2 separate regions of the Homo sapiens genome follow, and region 2 is linked to region 1. Evidence: read pairs that join two places in POLR2A ChIA-PET (ENCODE). Cell type or tissue: OCI-LY7. All regions are shown on one strand. Links, peaks and the distances in the headings refer to the core of each region. The heading gives the core; the rest is flanking DNA.

Region 1 (10,738 bases), core at 2,188-10,187:
AAGGGACAATCAGGTCCTGTGAGAATTGGCCCTGTCCCCAGGGAGTATAGGGCCTCTGGCAGGATATCAAATATCTGAAACTGTCCCCACTTTTGTGATACCTGCCTTTTCAGGACTGCTTTGAAGGCTCCCATCAAGATCTTTATAAATCTCTTGCTAGCCTCATTGCCTGCCACTGCCCCTTCCCCGATGCCCCAGGGCAGGACGTGACTGTTGGGGGACTGAAGAAGGAAGGGGCTTTCCTCCCCGAAGCTATGCCCACAGTGAATTTATGGGGTGTTCCTCCCTGCCTTCAGGGCCTGGAGGGCACGGTTGCTCCTCTAGCAGTGGGGAGTCTTCTCTGCTTCAGTGTTGCGGGTGGTACCTTCATCTTCCAAACATACCTCTTCAGAGTGTGTCTTCCTCCCGGGGTTCTATGCAGTGACAGCCCTCATCAGACCGAAGTATCTGGAGCCTGTCACTACTCTCGTGGGGTTGGCTTCCTGGTTTTAAATCCAAGATGACCAGGAAATAAATATTTGCTGAATTGAAAGCAAAGTCGTCTACCTGAAAAACCTGTATACCTCTAAGGGAAACAGTGCATACAATCAACTAGGGGCCAGAGAACCTTGCAGGACCAATAAGGAAGATCAAGTCAGCAGCATCCCAGGATCACCTTGTACTCCATTTGTATACCTCTGTGACAGGGAGCTTACTCTCTGCCATGGCAGCCCCCTCCATCTTCAGACAACACTACTCTGGAAGGAAGTCCCAGCACCTCTTCTCAGGCCCTCACCATGAAATACAGGCCCATGACCCCATCCAGCCCAGCCTCCTGACCTTCAGAGTTTCCTCTTGCAGGCCATCCAGGGTGCACCTCCAAAGCAAGAAGTTTGTCCCTGCCCTGCTGCAGAGACCTCGCCGGCTCCCTAGTGCCTGAGGATGCAGCCTAAACCCTTCATCCTGGCATTTGAGGCTCTACCCTGGGTCTTTGGGACAAGAAGAACACTGTACTTTGGGGATATCCTAGCTTAGGAGACAGGCCTGAAACCCAGCCACCTGCCCACCACCTCAGGCCAGCAGGATGACAAAGATCTCTCAAGGGCAGATTTGGAGGCCTAGACTCATCCCTGGTCAGCGCTGGCCCCTGCTCAGGCTGGAGGAGCTTGGGGAAGCCCCTGTCTGTCTGAGGACCCTCAGCTGCCCCTCCACTGCCCCTCAATGCCCATAGCCACTGAGTGGGAGGTGGCTATGGAGAGAGCTCCCTTGGTCCTTCTGCTGGTCACTGCCAGATCTGTGGCTTAGGCTGGTGACGGTGCCAAGGTGCCCTGGCTAATGCTGCCTTGGGCCCTGTCTCCCCTGCCAGATTAAGATCTGGAGCATCCCCAAGCAGCTGCTGACCAGGAACCTCACGGCCTACAGGAAGGAACTCGTGGGCCACGCGCGCAGAGTAGGCCTGGTGGAGTGGCACCCCACGGCCGCCAACATCCTCTTCAGTGCTGGCTATGACTACAAGGTGAGTCTGGGTATTCTTTCTCTGGGGCAGCCCCAACAAGTTCCCACAAACTGGAATACAATGGAAATGTATTCTGTCACAGTTCTGGAGACCAGAAATCGAAAATCAAGGTGTTGGGAGAGCCAGCTCCCTCCAGATGCCCTAGGGAAGAATCCTTCCATGCCTCTCCCAGCTTCTGGTGGCTCCAGGCATCCTTGGCTATAGCTGCGTCACTCCAGGCTCTGTTTCTGTCTTCACACGGCCTTCTCTCTGTGTACCTGTCTTCCTTATAGGAAGAGGAGAGCAACTATCATTGGATTTAGGGCCCACCTAATCCATTATGATCTCATCTTAACTAATTTCAGCAGCGAAGACCCCATTTCCAAATAAGGTCACATTCTGAGGTTCCAGGTGGACATGAGTTTTGGGGGGAACCCTGTTCAACTCATTATAGCCTGCCCGGAGTGGATGGGATGGCACTGCCCAGAAAATCGTTCCCCCGACCCTGCTCCACTGACAATCAAGCATGCAGGCAGTAGGCCCTGTAGATTGGGACCCACAGTACAGGAGACCTCAATTCTATTCCGACTCAGTCTCTGACCTGCACTATAGCCTGGGAAAGTGCCTTGACTTCTCTAGGCCTCAGTTTCCCAATCTGTACACAAATGGAATTGGTGGCACCATAGCTATGGCCTTTCAGTTCTTTCCTTTTGACACTATAGGGGTTTACAGAGACACCTCGGGACCCTCTGTGTTGGATAAAAGGGAGGTGGGGGGCCGGACATGGTGGCTCACACCTGTAATCCCAACAGTTTGAGAGGCTGAGGTGGGAGGATCACTTGAGCCCAAGGATTTGAGACCAGCCAACATAGTGAGACCCCATCTCTACAAAAAAATAGAAAAAATTAGCCAGGTGTGGGAAAATGCGTCAAGTAGTCCCAGCTACTCAGGAGGCTGAGGTGGGAGGATCACTTGAGCCCAGGAGGTTGATGCTACAGTGAGCCATGATCATGCCACTGTACTGCAGCCTGGGCAATCCTGTCTCAAAAATAAATAACTAAAATTGTTGTGGGGAGCACTGAGGGAACCTGGGCCCTCGCTCTTCCGATCCACAGCGCTTTCTCATCTGTTTGTATGGGGTGTCTGCAGAGCTGCTGCGTGTATTTGTGCTGGTTGTTCTATACCCAACTTCAGGGGGCACTAGTCACGTCCTAGTCTATAGGAATGGATTGCCCTGGACCTCTGCATGCACAGCCTGTGCAGCTAAACATACAGCCCTGTTGATCTGTGGGAGGTGCAAACTGCTGCTAATAACTGAAACCGCCTGGATTAGCTGGTTCCCTGGGGTCCTCCCAGCATGGATGTTTTGTTGCTCAGAGGCAGGTGGCGTTTTCCTTTCACCACTAGACAGCCTGGCCCTGGGATTCCCCCTCCTGCCACAAGCAGCTTCAGCCTGCACATCATCCTCCCACTGAGGCTTCTTGGCCAGGCTGCCAGCTGCGCCACCCTCCCAGGGATACTGTGTTTCACTGCATCCTGGCCAGCATGTAACTATGAGGCCCAGGGGCAAGGTGGCCCCTGTGCTCAGAGCTGGCTCTCTGCCATGCAGGTGATGATCTGGAACCTGGATACAAAGGAGTCTGTCATCACAAGCCCCATGAGTACGATTAGCTGTCACCAAGATGTGATCCTCTCCATGTCCTTCAACACCAACGGCAGCCTGTTGGCCACCACCTGCAAAGACCGCAAGATTCGGGTTATTGACCCCCGAGCAGGGACCGTCCTCCAGGTCAGTTCTGGGCCAGGGGCTGGCTCAGGCTCAGAGGAGCAAGGAGCAGAGTGGGGACAGAGAGAGGCTTCAGAGAACAGGACAGTGATGCTGTCAGCGTCTGGGCTGCGCCTTCACAGGCAGCATCCCTGTCTGTCCTCTCGGGATTGCTGGAAGGTGGGATATGTCCTTTCCATTTTGCAGATGAGAAAACTGAGGCCCGTGAGAGATGAAATGACTCACCCCCATGGAGAGCTGGGATCTGAACCTGGTCTGACTCCAAAGCTTGTTGGCGTGCCTCAGCTCTGGCCAGGGGGTCAGGAGAGCCGACGATACCACTGTTTAGCCACTGTGCAGCCTTGGGCAAGCGCTTCCTGCTCTGAGCCTCTGTTTTCTCATTTGCAACAATGGGCTGTTAGTCCTTCCTCTCCAAGGATTAGATAAGACAGGCCAGGTGACAGTGCCCGCCCCTGTAGGGATGCCCAATACTCTTTCAGCAAGAACAGGGCGCTGGGCAGAAGTTTGTTTCTGTTCTTGCTCAGAAAAATAACTCTTAACAAAGATAGTGGGGAGAGACTCCATGTGGATGAGAGGGATCCAGGTGGTGCCCCTGGGAAGAATCTCCAGGCAGAGCTGGGGTGAGAAAGGGAGGCCTCCCAGGTGGAGCGGTGGCATAAGCAAAGCAGGGAGGCCAGAAACCCCAGCTGCCCCCGATCCTCTACTGTCTCTCCAATACCGACCGCACGTGTCCCTCCAGGAGGCCAGCTACAAAGGGCACCGGGCCAGCAAAGTGCTGTTTCTGGGGAACCTGAAGAAGCTGATGTCCACAGGCACATCCCGATGGAACAACCGGCAGGTGGCCTTGTGGGACCAGGTGAGGGCTGCACCCCACCCCTCACCATCACCCCTCAGCTGAGAGCCAGTGTCATTCATTCATGCATGCATTCATTTAGACACCCATTTATGACACACACATTTAGCGTAGACTGCCAGGTGCTGGGGATCCGGGGATGAATAGCAGGGAGATGCTGACAGCCCCGGGCGAGCCCAGACCCTGTGTATCTTGCCACCCAAGGAGGGAGATGGGTCAGGACCCAGGGGAGTCCGTTGGCTAGAGGAGGGGAGGTAGCTGAGTCTGGGACCAGGACTAGGAGGAAGGGAGAAGGAGAGGGCCATCTGGGCTGAGGGTGCACCTGGAGCAAATGAGGTACTAACGGGTATGGGGAGAAGGAGCTTTCATTGGGACAGCTGAGGGTGGAGCAGGGTAGGGTGAGGGCCAAGCTGGCGGTAGTATTTTGAGGGAGCATTTGACAGAGTTTCAAAGACTGGACAAATCACATTTTCTCTCTGAGTCTCCTTCTTCATCTATTAAAATAAATTTTAAAAAACAGGTAGGGGAAGATTGGAATGAGATCGGGTGTGTCAAAAGTGATTTGTTATGGCCAGGTATGGTGGTACACGCGTGTAATCCCAGCACTTCAGAAGGCCATGGCGGGAGGATCACTTGAGGCCACGAATTCGAGACCAGCCTGAGCTACACAGCAGGACCCCCATCTCTGCAAAAAATCAGCGGGGTGCAGTGGTGCATATCTATAATCCCAGCTATTTGGGAGACTGAGGCGAGAGGATCGCTTGAGCCCAAGAGTTTGAGACTGCAGTGAGCTATGATCGCACCACTGCACTCCAGCCTGGGTGACAGTTAGACCTTGTCTCAAAAAAAAAAAAAAAGTGATTTGTTAAGGGCAGAAAGCTGACAAAATAGGTGGCAGCAGCATTTTAGTGCCTTTAAGATGTCATCTCCACTAGAGAGTAGCCCACACATTGGAACTCAAGAACCAGGGACATCTTCCCCCCGCACACACATATAAAAAAATCACACTTTTTCTCTGACACACACACTCTCGCCCAGAGCACCATGGCAGCAATTCTTATCTCCGGGAGCACCACTGAGGGCCCCCAGGAGTGACCCAGGCCTTCCCTGCCTCCCCTTCCCCTGCAGGATAACCTCTCTGTGCCTCTGATGGAGGAGGACCTGGACGGCTCCTCGGGCGTGCTGTTTCCCTTCTATGACGCGGACACCAGCATGCTCTACGTGGTGGGGAAGGTCGGCTTGGCACGGGAGGGAGGTGACCTCCTGGACCCCTGAGACAGCGGCAGACAGCAGCCTGGGGCCATTGGGAACACAGGGCAGGGATGGGCAGGCCTCGCTGGCCACTCTTTCCCTGTGAGAAGGAACCCCTCCCACCCTCCTGGCTCCCTAGGAACACCTGGAGCCAGGGCTCTGGCTGGACACCTTGACCTTGTCTCTTCCCAACTCCAGGCCCAGATGTGGGGGGACCATTGGTGTTTCTCAGCAGGGGCACCTGCTAAACTGGGGGCAGAACAGGTCTCCACTGGGTAGGACTATCCCATGTCTGGCAGCCCTGGCCCCTGCCCACCAGTGCCAAGAACAGCATCTCTCCCCCTCCATCCAAGTCATTATGACAACCAGAAATGTTCCCCATGGTAAGACCTTCTGGATGACCTCTGAGGCCACCCCAGTTCTGACTTTTGCTGCTGCTCTCAGATAGGAGCGGGATTTGGACTTGTCTTCCCAGAGCTTCTGTCTTAGAGGAAAAAGGGTGGGCTTTGGGTCATGGTGGGGGAGGATTGAATATTAAAATAAGGGCCCAGGCCCAGCACAGTGGCTCATGCCTATAATTCCAGCACTTTGGGAGGCCAAGGTGGGAGAATCACTTGAGCCCAGGAGTTCAAGGCCAGCCTGGGCAGCATAGTGAGACCCCATGTCTACGAAAATGAAAAAATAAAAAATTAGCCAGGCGTGGTGGCACACACCTGTGGTCCCACCTACTCGGGAGGCTGAGGCGGGAAGATGGCTTGAGACCAGGAGGTTGCAATGAGCTGTGATTGCACTACTGCTCTCCAGCCTGGGCAATAAAGTGAGACCCTGTCTCAAAAAAATAAGATAAAATCTAAAATAAAATGAATATCCCCTCATCACCCTCCTGCCTTGATGACAGGGCCCCCAGTTTCCTGGTGTTCCCTTGAGTGAGATGGGTTTGCCGATCATCAAAAAAAGCCAGGTCTTTGCTGCATGGCTGGGTTGCTGATGAGCTGATGAGCTCCAGCTCTGAATCTCACCCTCCTCTTCCTTCTCCTCCTCCTCAGGGAGATGGCAACATCCGCTACTACGAGGTGAGCGCCGACAAGCCTCACCTGAGCTACCTGACTGAGTACCGCTCCTATAACCCACAGAAGGGGATCGGTAAGTGAGGGACACTGAAGTTCATGCCTGTAATCCCAGCACTTCGGGAGGCCGAGGTGGGAGAATCAGGGTCAGGGCTTCAGTGCGGGGTCTGGGGAGACAGGGATGAGTCAGATGGGAGGAGAGACAGCATAGCAACACTCTGACTTGGTGGGGGCTGTACTTGACGTGTGCAACAGCACAAAGGAGGAAGTCAGGGAAGGCTTCTCAGAGGAGGCAACATTGGAGGAACTGAAAGAGGAAGCAGAGCCCAGCAGGGGAGAGAGGGATGTGTTCTAGGTCAAGGTTAAGCAGTTACCACAAGAGCAGAGATGGAAAGGGCTGACCTAGAAGAGCCTCTAGGAAGCAGTCCTCAGTTCCTTTCTAAGTGTGCTTGAGGATTAAAAACACAGCTATATTTCTGTAATCTACAAGAAACCCACTTTAAACATAAAGACATGGCTAGATTAAAAGTAAGGGACTGGAGAAAGATGCACCCTGCTAACCCTACTCAAAAGGAATCTGGAGCGGTTTGATTAAGAGCATTTGGGTCACAGGAGCTGTGGGGATGGAGATGGGGAACCTTAAGCAGAGCAAACTGCCTATAAAAGTTCAGCTAATCCAGCACTTTGGGAGGCCAAAGCTGGAGGATCACTTGAGCCTAGGAATTCGAGCCTAGCCTGGGCAACAAAGTGAGACTCCTGTCTCTACAAATAAATAAAAAAATTGAGGTGCATACCTGTGGTCCCAGCTACTTGGGACGCTAAGGCAGGAGGATCGCTTGAGCCCAGGAGTGTGAGACTGCGGTGAGCTATGATTGTGCCACTGCACTCCAGCCTGGGCAACAGAGTGAGACCTTGTGTCAAAAAGAAAAAAATTCAGCTAAAATAATTTAAATCTTTGAAGGTGAAGAGTCTGATTAATTCAACTCCATTTCCCAACATAGGGCCCAGCCCAGTGTCGGTATTTGTCCCTGAGCTGTTTTCTGGGAGGAGACTGGTCTCTGTTCAGGTCCAGGTGTGCAGCCTGGCTTTGGCCCTAACACTGTGGCCCCAGCCTAGCCAGAACCTCTTGGCCCTCCCTGTCTGCCTTCAGGTGTCATGCCAAAGAGAGGACTCGACGTGTCCTCCTGCGAGATCTTCCGCTTCTACAAGCTGATCACAACCAAAAGCCTCATCGAGCCCATCTCCATGATTGTGCCCCGGCGGGTAAGGGCAGTCGGGACCGCATGGGAGGCAGGTGGGGAACCTGTCCTGGAGAAGACAGACCCAGGGCTGTCGGGCACCAGAGCCTGGAGCCCACGTTCATGGGGCAGCCACAGAGCGGCCTTTCTCACAGCCAGTGTGACATCAGTGGGCGTCAGGAGTCCTGGGTCTCGGTCCACCTCTGTTCTTGAGCTGCTGCGTGACCTCGGGCAAGTCCCTTTGTTCTCTGGGCCTCAGTTTCCTCAATTCAGCAGGGGTTGGTGAGAGCCTGGACTCCCAGGTCTAAGGGCCTTTCCCATCTGAGCAGCCTACCCTACCACCCTCCTCACTGTCTGGATTTCTCCTGCAGTCAGAATCCTACCAAGAGGACATATACCCTCCAACAGCAGGGGCCCAGCCCTCCCTGACGGCCCAGGAGTGGCTCAGCGGGATGAATCGAGGTGAGGAAGGCAGAGAAGAGGCCCAGGCAAATGTGACAGGAACATGGCGTGCCCAGTGGCCCCAAGCAATTGAGAGGGGTTGGGCCTGGATTTTTCTTCTCTCATGACCTCAGAAGCCATGCCCTTGACCTTCAGTCCCCAGTGGGTAGCATGGTCACATACAGGTCCAGAAAGTCAGGGGGCTTGACCCAAGAGCTCAGAAAACTCCAACTCAAGGGACTTTGCCCCACGGAAAGCTTCTTTACACTCTGGGGCTATGTGGGGTGCCTGGACCACCTCAGCCAGACTCCCTGTCCCTGTTCCCCACCCCTACCTCTGCAATTCTTTTTTTTTTTTTTTTTTTTTTTTTTTTGAGACAGAGTCTCGCTTTGTTGCCCAGGCTGGAGTGCAGTGGTACAATCTCAGCTCACTGCAACCTCCACCCCACCCCCAGGTTCAAGTGATTCTCATGCCTCAGCCTCCTGAGTAGCTGGGACTACAGGCACGTGCCACCATGCCCAGCTAATTTTTCGTATTTTTAGTAGAGATGGGGGTTTTGCCATGTTGGCCAGGCTGGTCTCAAACTCTTGACCTCAAGTGATCCACCTGCCTCGGCCTCCCGAAGTGCTGGGATTACAGGTGCGAGCCACTGGGCCTGGCCTTTTGCAATTCTTCTTGACCCAAGAAGCCCTCCAGGCAGCAACCCCCACCCAGGTCCCTCTGCCCACTCTGCCTGTCCTGAGCCACTCTCCCGCTCCTGCCAACACGGGGGCCAGCCCAGCAGAAGCAGTCACCCCAGCTGCTCCCTCTCCCTTCCACCCCCACAAACTTCCTTCACCCCCACCCCAGTGGCTGAGCGGGCCTCCTGGTGTACTGGAAGAGCCTCTGCCTTGGGGGGCAGCGGACCAGGGCCGAGTCCTAGTTTTGGATAACCTTAAGTAGGTTTTGCTCCCTGGGCCTCAGTTTCCTCATCTGTAGCCATGATGCCAGCCTCCCCTGCTTTCTGGAGGTGGTGAGAGAACTAATGAACTTGGTAGATGGTGGGGTGCAGTGTGGGTGGGACTGTCCTTACAAAGCAAGGGCAAGGTCTCATGTGAGTTTGAAGTGTTTGGGGGCTGCTTCAGTGCACGCACCGTGCTGTTCCTACAAACCAAGCTTCACTCTGAGGGTGGCACACGTGGGTATTTGTATCTGTTAGCCCTGCTCTGTGGGTTTGGGCCTGTCCACAGGTAGCTGTATTTCCCACACATGTTGCATGGGTCTGCATGGCTCTGAGTGTCTCTGCATGCCTGCCTGTGTCATTGGTGCCCCATATGCCCATCTTCCCGTGGGCACCCCGTCCTCACATGGCTCTGCTTCCCTTCCAGACCCAATCCTGGTGTCCCTTAGGCCTGGCTCTGAGCTGCTGAGACCCCACCCACTGCCTGCAGAGAGACCTATCTTCAATTCCATGGCCCCAGCCTCACCCCGGCTCTTGAATCAGACAGAAAAGCTGGCTGCAGAAGATGGCTGGAGGTCTTCCTCCCTGTTGGAGGAGAAGATGCCAAGGTGGGCAGCAGAACACAGGCTGGAGGAGAAGAAAACCTGGCTGACAAATGGCTTTGACGTTTTCGAATGCCCCCCACCAAAGACAGAGAATGAGGTGTGAAGGAGGACGGGGTGGGCCTTTCACATGGGGCAGCTGGGGTGGAGGGGAACAGATCCAGGCTGAGAAGAAGGGAGAAAATGAGGCATGAGAAGAATAACCAGCTGTGTGGCCTGGCCTAGTCACTTGACTCATTTTGTTAATTCATTCAACAAACAGGCAGTGAGCTCCATCTTATGCCAAAATGATGGGCATACATAAAGATGGTGGGAGGCTGGGCACAGTGGCTCACTCTTGTAATCCCAGCACTTTGGGAGGCCAAGGCGGGCAGATCATGAGGTCAGGAGTTCAAGACCAGCATGGCCAACATAGTGAAACCCCATCTCTACTAAAAATACAAAAATTAGCCGGGTGTGGTGGCGTACACCTGTAGTCCCAGCTACTTGAGAGGTTGAGGCAGGAGAATGGCTTGAAATTGGGAGGTGGAGGTTGCAGTGAGCCAAGATCACACCACTGCACTCCAGCCTGGGCAACAGAGCAAGACTCCATCTTAAAAAAAAAAAAAAAAAAAGATGGTGGGGACCAGGTGACCAGGTGCAGTGGCTCACACCTGTAATCCCAGCACTTTGGTAGGCCAAGGCGGGTGGATCTCTTGAGGCCAGAAGTTTGAGACCAGCCTGGCCAACATGGCGAAACCCCGTCTCTACTAAAAATACAAAAATTAGCTGGGTATGGTGGTGCGTGCCTGTAGTCCCAGCTACTCTGGAGGCTGAGGCAGGAGAATTGCTTGAACCCAGGAGGCAGAGGCTGCAGTGAGCCAGGATCACACCACTGCGCTCCAGCCTGGGCAACAGAGTGAGACTCTGTCTCAAAAAAAAAAAAAAAAAAAAAAAAAATGGTGGGAAACCATCTGTAAAATGGAGAGGGTTTGACCTAGTGGGTATCAAAGTCTTTCCAGTTCTGACATTATAGGACTTTCTGTGCTTTCAAAGTCCACATTTGTTTAGTGCCTACTGTGTGGCAGATCCTGGGGTAGGCACTTT
Region 2 (10,738 bases), core at 1,423-9,422, 50 kb before region 1:
GTGTGTTCCCTGGGCCCAAGAGTCTTGTCCCTCTAGCCAGCCCTGGGTGGGAGGTGAGTTTGGGGCTTTGCCCACACTGCAGGTCCCCTGAGAGTTGTCTCCTGTACTCTGACTGTGCATTTATTTCTGGCTCTGGTGCCAGCAAACTCCTGGGGCTGCCTGCTGCCAGGGATGCAGCCCTGGCTTCTAGCCCCATCTCAGACACTGAGTGGCCTTGGGCCAGGGTCTCTCCTGGCCCACCTGCAAAATGGCATCATAACGGCCCCAGCCACAGGATGAAGTAAGAAGTGCAAGGGAAGTTCTTGCACAGGGCGTGGTCTATGGCGTGCTCAATAACTGGGCAACTCCTGTGGCTGTTCCTAAGGCTGCACCACGGTGTTGGCCCAGGCTGGGGAATTGAGCCCACTGCAGACAGAGCCCCCTCCTGCCAACCTCCCTTTCACACCTGGCTGACCAGGTAGACCTGCCTGAGAAATCAGATACGAGCCTCCAGCAATGGTTTGGAGTCTAAGATTGCGGACAACAAGGGATGCAGTGGAGCAAAAGAACCCAGGCCTCTGAAGAAGGAGAGCTGACCCCGCTGCTGATATGCTCCTTAGGCAAGTCTTGACCCTTCTTTATGACTCAGTGTCCTCATCTGTAAAAGGGGAAGAATAATTCCTGCCTTAGTCATTGTAATGATCTTCACCCCAGCAACCACCTATTGATGTTTTTCTAATGCTTGGGGAGTGTGAATGCAGACAAGCTAGACCCATCACAGCCGTGAGGGCCCATGGCCTGGCAGGGGCACTACAGTTATCATAGGGAAGCCCAGGAGCTGTGGGGCCTCCAGGAGGGCACCTAACCCAGCCTGGGGTGGAAGTGGGGGGTCATGGAAGGCTCCCTAGAGGAGCTGATGCCTGAGCTGGGTTGTTAGTGTGATTTGGAGACGGCCAGACTATGAAGGGTAGAAAAATAAGGGAAGATATTGGGTCAGTCACTCCACTTCTCTAAGCGTCAGTTTCTTCATTTATAAAATGAGGATAATAAATACCTGTTCTGCCTAATGTATAAGCTTGTTGTAAGGCTCTAAATTGGATAAAAGTAAGGAGGCGCTTTATGAACTACAAAATGCCAGGCACCTACCTATTCATTATTCATTGTGATTTCTGGAGCCCCTAGGGGTTAGGGAAATATCAGGCCAGCATCTGGGGCTGGGAGAACTTTCAGTTGGTTTTGAAAGGGCTACAATCAAATCGGACAGAGACAGACAGCCGCCATTAACCACACACCCCTTGATTTAAGTGCTCTGGAGTATTTCTGTGCCTGGGTGTGGCTTTGTTTGGTGGGGTCCCCGAAGGCAGCCATGGCCCCATCACAGATCACAGCCCCACTCTGAGGATGAGGAGGAACAACGTCAGACCCAAAGCACTACGTCCCTGTAGAGGCCTGGGACCTGCCAGGGATAGGGATAGAGGACGGGAGCACTGTGGGGCCGCCATGAAGAAACCAGTCTGTTTAGAGAGAGGGCCACCATGTCACGGTAAGAGAAAGAGTAGTATGTGTGGAATGAGACTGTTTGGGTTTGGATATGAGAAAAGAATCTTTCCCTAGCATGCAGACATAGCAAAATATTCAGACAGACATCAAGCTAATTATCACTAGGTGGTAGAATTTTGTTTTCTTTGGTCTTTTCTACATTTAAAATGTTTTGGCTGGGCATGGTGGCTCCTCCTGGTAATCCCAGCACTTTGGGAAGCCAGGAGTTTGAGACCAGCCTGGGCAACAAAGTAAGACATTGCCTCTATTAAAAAAAAAAATAAAATAAAATAATTTTATACTTGATAGATAATTTATTTCTGTAAAGATTTTGGTGATATGTGTGCAGTCATTCCTAAATATTCAGCTTCCAGGACACCCAAGGATATCAAAATCTGTGGATATTCAAATCCCTGATATAAAATAGTATAGTGTTTACATGTAACCTACACACACCCTCCTGTATACTTTAAGTCATCTATAGATCACTTACAATGCCTAACACAATGTAAATGCTATGTAACTAGTTATTATACTGTATATACATATTTTTAAGACAGAGTCTTGCTGTGTCACCCAGGCTGGAGTGTAGTGGCACAATCTCAGCTCACTGCAAACTCCGCCTCCCGGGTTCAAGTGATTCTTGTGCCTCAGCCTCCCAAGTAGCTGGGATCACAGGCATGCACTACCACACCCAGCTAATTTTTTACATTTTTAGTAGAGATGGGGTTTCGCTATGTTGGCCAGGCTGGTCTCGAACTCTTGATCTCAAGTAATCTGCCCGCCTCAGCCTCCCAAAATACTGGGATTACAGGTGCAAGCCACCATGCCTGGCCCATTGTACTGTATTTTTAAATTTGTATTTTTTAATTGTTGTATTGTTATTTTTCCTTAATTTTTTCGAATATTTTCCATCTGAGGTTGGTTGAATCTACAGATGCAGGACCCACAGATACAGAGGGCCAACTATGTATGCAATACAAGTTATAATGATATTTAGATAATAAAATACTCAGGCCGGTCTGACATCAGCAGGCTGCAGGGATGAAGTCAGCACTCACAGCATAAGGACTTTGGTAAGGCCTGGATGACATCCCCAGTGCTGGCCTTCGGAACAGTTGGGAGCAGAGTCCAAGGATGGCTTGATGGAGTCACACTGGAGGAGATGTCTGTGGGGGTTTCTGAAGGTGGGAACTAGGACTCTTTTCTTGGGACAAAGACTTGGGGTTTTGGGTGGCTGCAAGCACAGTAGCATTGTGACCAAACTGTCCAACTGTGGAACCTACCACATCAGTAGCAACAGAGGGTTGGAGGCAGAGGTGAGGGTCCTGCTGAAGTTTGGGCCGCTTTCTGAGCAAGACTAGGACAGCTGAGACAGATCCAGAGGGGCGCCAGGCCGGGGAAGGGCCTGAGCCTTCAAATTCCGTGAAGCTCTGGAGATCCAGGGTGAATGCTAGGCCTCAATAGACCCTTGTCCCTTAACGATTTGTGTTCTTGGTCTTTGATCCCATCTCACAGGCGTTTCAGCCTCTTTGCAAGGGAAGTAAAGAATCTAAGCTACTGCGGTATTTCATTCAAGGCAGGGCTTATCTGTTGTGAGATGTACCCTTATTTTAGAATCCATTAAGAAAGAAAAAGCAACAGAAACTGTAAGTTGCATCCCAGTTTCAGAGATGTTAAAATGTAAAAAGCTGTCTTGGAATCATTTGACATGTGGCGGGTCCCCAATTAGACTCTTAGTGTGCATTCACTCATGGAATCTTCACCATCGCATTGTAGCTAGATAGTCTTGTCCTCTTTTTACAGATAAGGAGGCAGGAGCCCAGAGAGGTTGAGTAAATTTGCAAGGTCACGCAGCCAGCAAGAGGCAAAGCTGGGCTTTGAACCTGGTCTAATTAGATTCCACTTCTTTTTCCTCATCCAACCCCACAAAGAAAAGGCTCCTGAGTCCTGGCCCTTGGGAAGAACAGAATCTCCACAATGCCAGCTCAGAAATGCTCCAGTGGCCTGGTCATTAAAAGCCTGGTACTCTGAGTAATGGGGGTGGGGAGTGTGGAGGAGGGCTGGGGAGATAATGAACAGGAAGGAGCTTTGAGAGCTTGCTGGCAGGGTCACTAGCCTCATCCTTGTTGAAACCATTGCAGGAGTGGCTCGGCCTGTGTGGCCTGCCCTGGAGAAAGACTGTAGAGATATCTGCCCCACACAGATAATCCTGGAGCCTCACCCAGACTGACCCATTCATTCGCTCCCTAAAAAGTTATCTTTCAATGTAATTTTTTGACTAGGACCTTTGTTCACGATTGATTACTTTCTGTATGTAAAGCATTAGAGATACCAAGCACAGCAAAACAGACACAGGCCCGCCTTTGAGGGCTCACAGACCAAACGAGAGATGGACAGTAATCGTAGAGTCCCACAGAATCTGGAGGAGGAGAGAGGAGTGAAGGGCGTGCAGAGTAGAGAATGTGCTGAGTCCGGGGTCACTGCAAAAGGCTGCAGTCCAGGGCACAGATGGTGCCGGTCAAGGAAAGGAAGGTATTTGGAGATGAGATGGCTCTTTTAAGGAGGTGAAACTGAGTCTCAGAGAGGCCATAGGACTTGTCTGAGGTCACACAGCTTGGAAGTGACTCTCCTTGTATGGTTTTCTTTGTTGCGGGTTCCTTTCTTGAGTTTTCCTTTGGAGATGAAAACATGATGTGAGGGGAGCCATGGCCTGCGAGGGGATGGATGGGATGTTCTAAGGAAAGGACTTTGAGCTGAGATCTGAAAGATGAGTAGGGACTGAGCAGGCAAGGGTGGGGAGGGAGGCACGCTGCATAGGAGAAACAGCCTTGCCAAAGCCCTCCGGCTGGAGGAAACAGGACTTTGAAGAACTGAAAGCACCGTGATGTGTGCAGCTCAGATCCCTGGGCAAGGTGAGGCTGGGGAAGTAGAACAATGGCCGCCGAGGGGTCTGCTCACGTTTACATATTTCGGAAAGATCAAGGGCAAGATGGTTGGTGGCTGAGACTAAATGACCAAGTTTAACAGATGTTTGGAGCCAGGCACCGAGGCTCACGCCTATAATCCTAGCACTTTGGGAGACTGAGACATGAGGATTGCTTGAAGCCAGGAGTTCCAGACCAGCCTGGACAACATAGTGAGACCTCATCTCTTAAAAAAAAAAAAAAAAAAAAAAAGCAAGAGAGAGAGATGATTTGAAGGTGGGACAGGAGGCTGGGATTAGTGATGGATTGGCATTGGGTACAAGAAGAAGGAGGCCACGTGGGTGCCCGTGGGTTCTGGCTTTTCCGGCAGTGCCCTTCTCATGGCCTGACTTGCAGAGGGAGTCGCGCTGGGGGACACAAGCAACATGGGAGCAGCCTTCACCCCACTGGGGCCTCCTTCCCAGGGCTGGTTATTGTCCACCATTTTCCTCCCAACTGAGCTTAGATATCCAGGTTCACCCAGTGCTGGGGTTTGCCAGATGATGTGAAAAAAAAGTCAGTGGCGTGAGGGATTTTAGGGTGTTGATAAGAGTGAGCTGATGTCCCAGGTTACTGGGGACAAGAAATGGCCTTCCACAACATGCCCATGGAAATCACATGGCCCCCACACCATCCCTGGAGCTGGTCTTTCAGCAAAGGTGTTGCTGAGCATGGTGGTGGAGTTGGGGCATTGCTTGATGCATTGTGTCATCCTGGAGAGGGGTCTCTGGTTGTGGCTTCCAGGGCCCTCTACTCGAGCCTGAACCTGTTTTTACTGATCCATCATTGGGGACACTGGCAAAGGGCTGGTCACATGTGGCAGGTGACAGGAGGCTGGAGGTGGGGAGGGTGCGGTCAGGAGGGGTGCTTGAATTAGTGACTTTGGAAGCAGGTGGAGCATTTTCACCTAATGACAGAGTTCACTGTGCAGTCAAAAGAAGGGATGGTGCAGGTCAAGGAAAGGAGGGTATTTGGAGATGAGATGGTTCTTTTAAGGAGATGAAACTGAGGCTCAGAGAGGCCATGGGACTTGTCTGAGGTCACGTAGCTCAGAAGTGACTCTCCTTGTATGGTTTTCTGTGTTGCGGGTTCCTTTCTTGAGTTTTCCTTTGGAGATGAAAACGTGATGTGAGGGGAGCCATGGCCTGCGAGGGGATGGATGGGAATGCTTGCAGGAAGACTTCCTGGAAGAGGGAGCACTTCTCTAAGCTGAGCCTTGTAGCAGCCGGTCATACAGAGTGGTGGATAGGGCATTACTGGCAAAGGAAATGATGTAACCCAAGGACTGGAGAGGAGAAAACTTACTAGGCCTATATGGGATGCGATGAACGTAGGGTCTGGTTTGGCTCAGTATAAGAGGCAGAGTATAAGGTATTTGCCAGACGCCAAGGGCAGGGAGGTAGGTGCAGCCTGCCCTGTCAGGGAGGAGCGTTTTAGCACTGACGCACTGACGTTGTTTAGAATTGCAGGCACATTATGATCGTAAAATGTCAGACTTTGAGGCAGTTTTTTTTGCTTGCTGTTTTGTTTTGTTTTGTTTTGTTTGAGATGGAGTCTCACTCTGTCATCCAGGCTGGAGTGCAGTGGCGTGATCTCGGCTCACTGCAACCTCCGCCTCCCAGGTTCAAGAAATTCTCCTGCCTCAGCCTCTTGAGTAGCTGGGATTACAGGCACCTGCCACCGCACCTGGCTAATTTTTGTATTTTTAGTAGAGACGGGGTTTCACCATGTTGATCAGGCTGGTCTCAAACTCCTGACCTTGTGATCTACCTGCCTCGACCTCCCAAAGTGCTGGGATTACAGGCAAGAGCCACCGCGCCTGGCCTATTTTTAATTTCTCTGTTGAAAATGCACTTCCTGAGTGTCTGCGCCCGGCCGACTGCTCACCTCCCTCCTGCCCTCATCCCTGCCACTTCCCCTTCCCTGCTTGCCTCACATCCCTTCTTGATATACTCCTGGGCCACACCTTGGCTTTGAATCCCCAGCTGAGAAGCTATTGAAGGTTTTGGAATAGAGGATGCTGCCATCTACCAGTAGCCCAAGTGGGGTCTCAGCTTTAGAGAGGTGGGATCTGAGATGAGGACAGCCTGGAGGAGGCAGGAAGGACCTGGAAGATGGGGAGGATGAGAGATAGGAGCAGGATTGCAGGTCATTGCTTCATGAGACCCAGGACCCATGTCCACAGCTGCCCACCAACACGCCAGGCCCAGGCCAGCACAATGCTGGGCAGCAGGGTCTCCGCGTCCTGCAGGGTCACTGCTGTGGCTGGTAGGCAGAGGCAGAATCCTCATGCTCTAGCGGTCCCAGATCTCAGACACTCAAGTAGGACCTTCCAGAGCCTAGGGAAGGGTTTCTTCCCAGTCCGCAGATGTCAGCGAGACTTTACCGGCACTCAAACAGCAGCCCAAGAGCTGGTTTGATTCGTTCCATTTTACAGATGAGGAAACTGAGGCTTCAGAGTGAACCCAACCAAGAGGCACAGTAAAGTAAAAGGACCAGTAAAGTAAAAGGACCGGTAAAGAGCTAGACTGTGACCACTTTTAGCAGCCATTTGTAGCATCAAGGCCTAGAGATTTGCATTCTCTCCAGGATCTGCCACTGACCAGCCAGGTGACCCTGGACAAGTCACATCCCTTCTCAGGTTCTTGTTTCCTCACCTGCAAAGTGAAGGGTAGACTAGATCATTTCTGCCATCCTTTGAGCTTAAAAATTATCTCCGACTCTCTTCATCTTCTATCCCAATTGCCTCCAAAGTGATCTATGCAAGATGCACATTGGGGTGCAGGAAAAAATATCTAAACAAATAGAACAAAGAATTCAGCTTTAGTCACATTTGCCAGGTGGAGACACACTCGCCAGCTGGGGTGTCAGGCAGCCTCATGTGGTCCAGGAGTCTCCTGTCTCATGTGGTCCAGGAGTCTCCAGAGAGAAGGGGAAACACTCTGAGAAAGGGTAATGAGGACTCCCTTACTCTTTAGTCTGTTTTTGGCAAGTTATCCCAATTAATTAACCTGGTTTATTAATCCAGGTTAATCCAGACTAATTAATCCAGATTGGATTTACAAATTATATTCACCACTCTAAGCTAACTAGCGCTTACAGAATGGACACGTGGTTTTTAAAGATTCGTACTGAAAAATTGTGACTTGTTAGCAGTGCTTACTTACTATGCTAATAATGCTAGTACATGAAGACAAGGGAATGGAAGAGGTTGAGTGCTGGCCTGTAATCCCAGTACTTTGGGAGGCCAAGGCGAGAGGATCACTTGAGGCTAGGAGTTTGATACAAGCCTGGGCAACATAGCAAATCCCCGCCTCAAGGAAAAGTTTAATAATTAGCCGGGCATGGTGGCTCATGCCTGTGGTCCCAGCTACTCAGGAGGCTGAGGCAGGAGGATTGCTTGAGTCCAGGAGTTGGAGGCTACAATGAGCTATGATGGCACCACTGCACTCCAGCCTAGGCGACAGAGCGAGACTCTGTCTCTAAAAAAATGTTTTTAATAAAAATAAATTTAAAAAAGAAAAAAAGTGAGAGAATTAACACTGGGGTTTCTATTGCAGTCACTTCATCAGCTACAAGACCCAGGACAAAAACAGTGACAAGCTAATAAGTCTGACAAGTTTGTCAGCTCAAGTTTGTTTGTTTGTTTATGTTAGGGGACACTTTGAAATAGATATTTACAGTCACTCTGGTTAGTGATGAATCTCACTCTGTGTATACGTTTTGTCTTGCGAGGTTGATGATGATTACTTGTATATAATATAAGATAATGGGGTGTGAGCACAGTTTGTTTTTTTTTTTTCTTGTGGAAGGAGTGAATGATCAAAAAAGTTTGGAGATCACCTGAGGTCAGGAGTTCGAGACCAGCCAGGCCAACATGGTGAAACCCCATCACTATTAAAAATACAAAAAAATTTGCCGGGTGTGGTGGCACATGCCTGTAATCCCAGTTTCTCTGGAGACTGAAGCAGGAGAATCGCTTGAATCTGGGACACAGAGGTTGTGGTGAGCCAAGATTGTGCCACTGCACTCCAGCCTGGGTCTCCAGCAGAGCCAGACTCTGTCTCAAAAAAAAAAAAAAAAAAAAAAACAAAGTTTGGAGCCCATTGCTCTAACCTCCTGGTCTTTTCCTTGCTCCTGCTACCTCTAACACGCCACCACGTTTGTGATCAAGCGTTGCTCCAGTAGGGATTTCCCTATTTTTCTACCCATTCCCAAGGGGAGAGACCCCATGGGAATACCTCCATCCACAGAGCCCAGCACAGGGGCTATCTCCAGCTGGGGACTTGGAAAATGTGGGTGGAGTGAATGTGCTCCAGGTTTCCCCTCACATCGTGGGGGCTGCTGATGCTCTGCCGGCCTTTCTAGCAGAAAAGACCTAAGGTCTGCCATCATTCCCAGCCTAAAGCACTCTCTGGAGAAACACAGTTCACCTTTCAAAGGTGTGAGTCCAGGAGAGCCTAGATAAGGCCAATGACCCTTGAGCTCACAATTATAAGGCCTTTCTTTCCTAACCATCTTTGGAATTTGTCCCTCCACAAACGAGTTTCCACTATTACTTAGAGCAACACAGATAAGGAACAAAAATGTTTGGTACTGTATCCAGGTACAGGAAGACAGGACTCTGTTCTGTGTTTTAGCGTACTCTTTTGGACTGGGAGGCTGGAGACCTGGATCTTGTTCCTGGTTCTGCCCTGTGTGGGTGGCCTTTGGCGTGCTGACTCCATTTCCTCTTTCTGTACCCCACGATCTCTTGGGGTCTGGCTAGTGCTTTTGTTCTGAGATGTGACATCTGGGATCCTTTTGGGGACCTGCTCTGCTGAGGAGTTCTCAGCCCCCATCTGCAGAGTTCGAGTATAACCTGGAAGATGGGGAGAGCTTGGAGCACATGGGCAACCAAAATGGGGAGGACATGGGAAACCAAGTCACACAAGAAACCCCCACCCCCCAGTGGAGCCATCCCATGGTCCTGAGTTAAGAGGTCTTCAATCTCTGGAAGGCTGTCAAGGGGCAGAAACAATGGATGTGGCTGGCGGGGCTCCAGGAACAGGTAGGGCAGTGGGGAAAATTGTAGATTTCTGTTCAGTAGATGCGAGGAAGTCCACTGGTTGAGCACATCTTCCCCCAGCAGGGGTGAGCTCCCCATCACTAGACTGGTACGAGCCAAAACCATCAGACTGTTTACGTGGGGTGCTGGGGAAAGAAGGGCAGAATTCTGGGGTATTGTATTTGGTGCTTACCCCTAGATGTAATATGATTTGGGAGAGAATTAGTGGGTCTGGCTAAAAACTGAAGAATTAGAGCTTTAGATTCTAAATCAACACTCATGGGTTGATAAGGGGCACAAGGCTTTCTCTGCTTTCATTCGGTTCAGAGGGTTTTGGTGCCTCCCAGCACAGGTGACACCCCTCACCCCCCGCCGAATGTTTAGATCTTTTGATATTGCCGCTTTGAGGAAAAATAAAGGACCATGAACACTTTGTGCTTCTAGTTTAATCTGTAAGCCCTGCTCAAAGCCCATATTCATTTTTATTAAATGTTCATTTCAATCCATGAATACAGGTAAATAGCTTAGGACAGTGCCTGGCTCACAGTGAGTACTCAATAAAGGTTACCATTATTTACTTATTTTGAGTTTAGTTATTTAACAAATACTTACTTTGAGTTTACCATGTGCCAGGCTGGGTTCTAAGTGCTTGACAGATATTAACTCATTTATGGTTATCATCCCCATTTTATGGATGAGAAAACCCAAGGCCAAGAGAGGTAGATAACTGGCCCAATGTCTCCCAGCTGGTGTGTGGCAGGGCTGATGTCTGAGCCCGGCAGGCAGGTTCCCTACCATGTCAGTAGCCACTGTGCTGCTGCCTCTCCATGCGATTGTGTTGTGTAATAAATAAACCAGCCCCTCTGCATCCATTCTTCCTCAGAGCCTCCCTACAGCCTCTGGAAGGTGACAGGCAGGGATGCCCATGCCCATTTAATGGGTTGAGACACTGGAGCCCAGAGAGGGGCTTTCACAGCATCGCACAGCAAAAGGGGGCAGAGCCTACTGGAGCCGGGTCACTGGGCTTGGAATATCTATGTGCCCTCCCTGCACAGAGCAGGGCTCCCTGCTGAAGCCCAGTGGGAGTTGGTGCTAATTAGGGGGTCCCTGGTCCCTCAAGGGGCCCTTCCTTCACCAGGAGGAGGGAGGTTGGTGGGAAGAGCCACGACTCTGCCAGGGGCCTGGGGAAATATCGTCCAGGCATGTC

The links. ChIA-PET counts read pairs that join two places held together with the same protein. Peaks named below come from ENCODE experiments on the same cell type or tissue, not always from the same donor. Only the 100,000 strongest peaks of a DNase experiment are listed, where the experiment ranks them.
Region 2: POLR2A ChIA-PET joins it to region 1 with 18 read pairs; 16 of 35 experiments call an interaction of 5 or more read pairs at or near these places.

The regions. Positions count from the first base shown.
Region 1 is chr9:98,125,563-98,136,300 of GRCh38, reverse strand. CORO2A (coronin 2A) reads left to right here. Exons shown (of 12, transcript NM_052820.4): 4 at 1,346-1,495; 5 at 3,084-3,263; 6 at 4,000-4,116; 7 at 5,242-5,346; 8 at 6,411-6,507; 9 at 7,582-7,694; 10 at 8,041-8,131; 11 at 9,478-9,752. Among named protein-coding and RNA genes, the nearest start is that of TRIM14, 12 kb to the right of the region's middle. In OCI-LY7, for the core only: CTCF peaks have their summits at 2,602 and 2,806; DNase peaks (open chromatin) are centred at 2,870 and 6,760.
Region 2 is chr9:98,175,294-98,186,031 of GRCh38, reverse strand. The region is part of intron 1 of CORO2A (coronin 2A); the gene reads left to right. Among named protein-coding and RNA genes, the nearest start is that of CORO2A, 12 kb to the left of the region's middle. In OCI-LY7, for the core only: no CTCF peak of the experiment used is centred there; no DNase peak of the experiment used is centred there.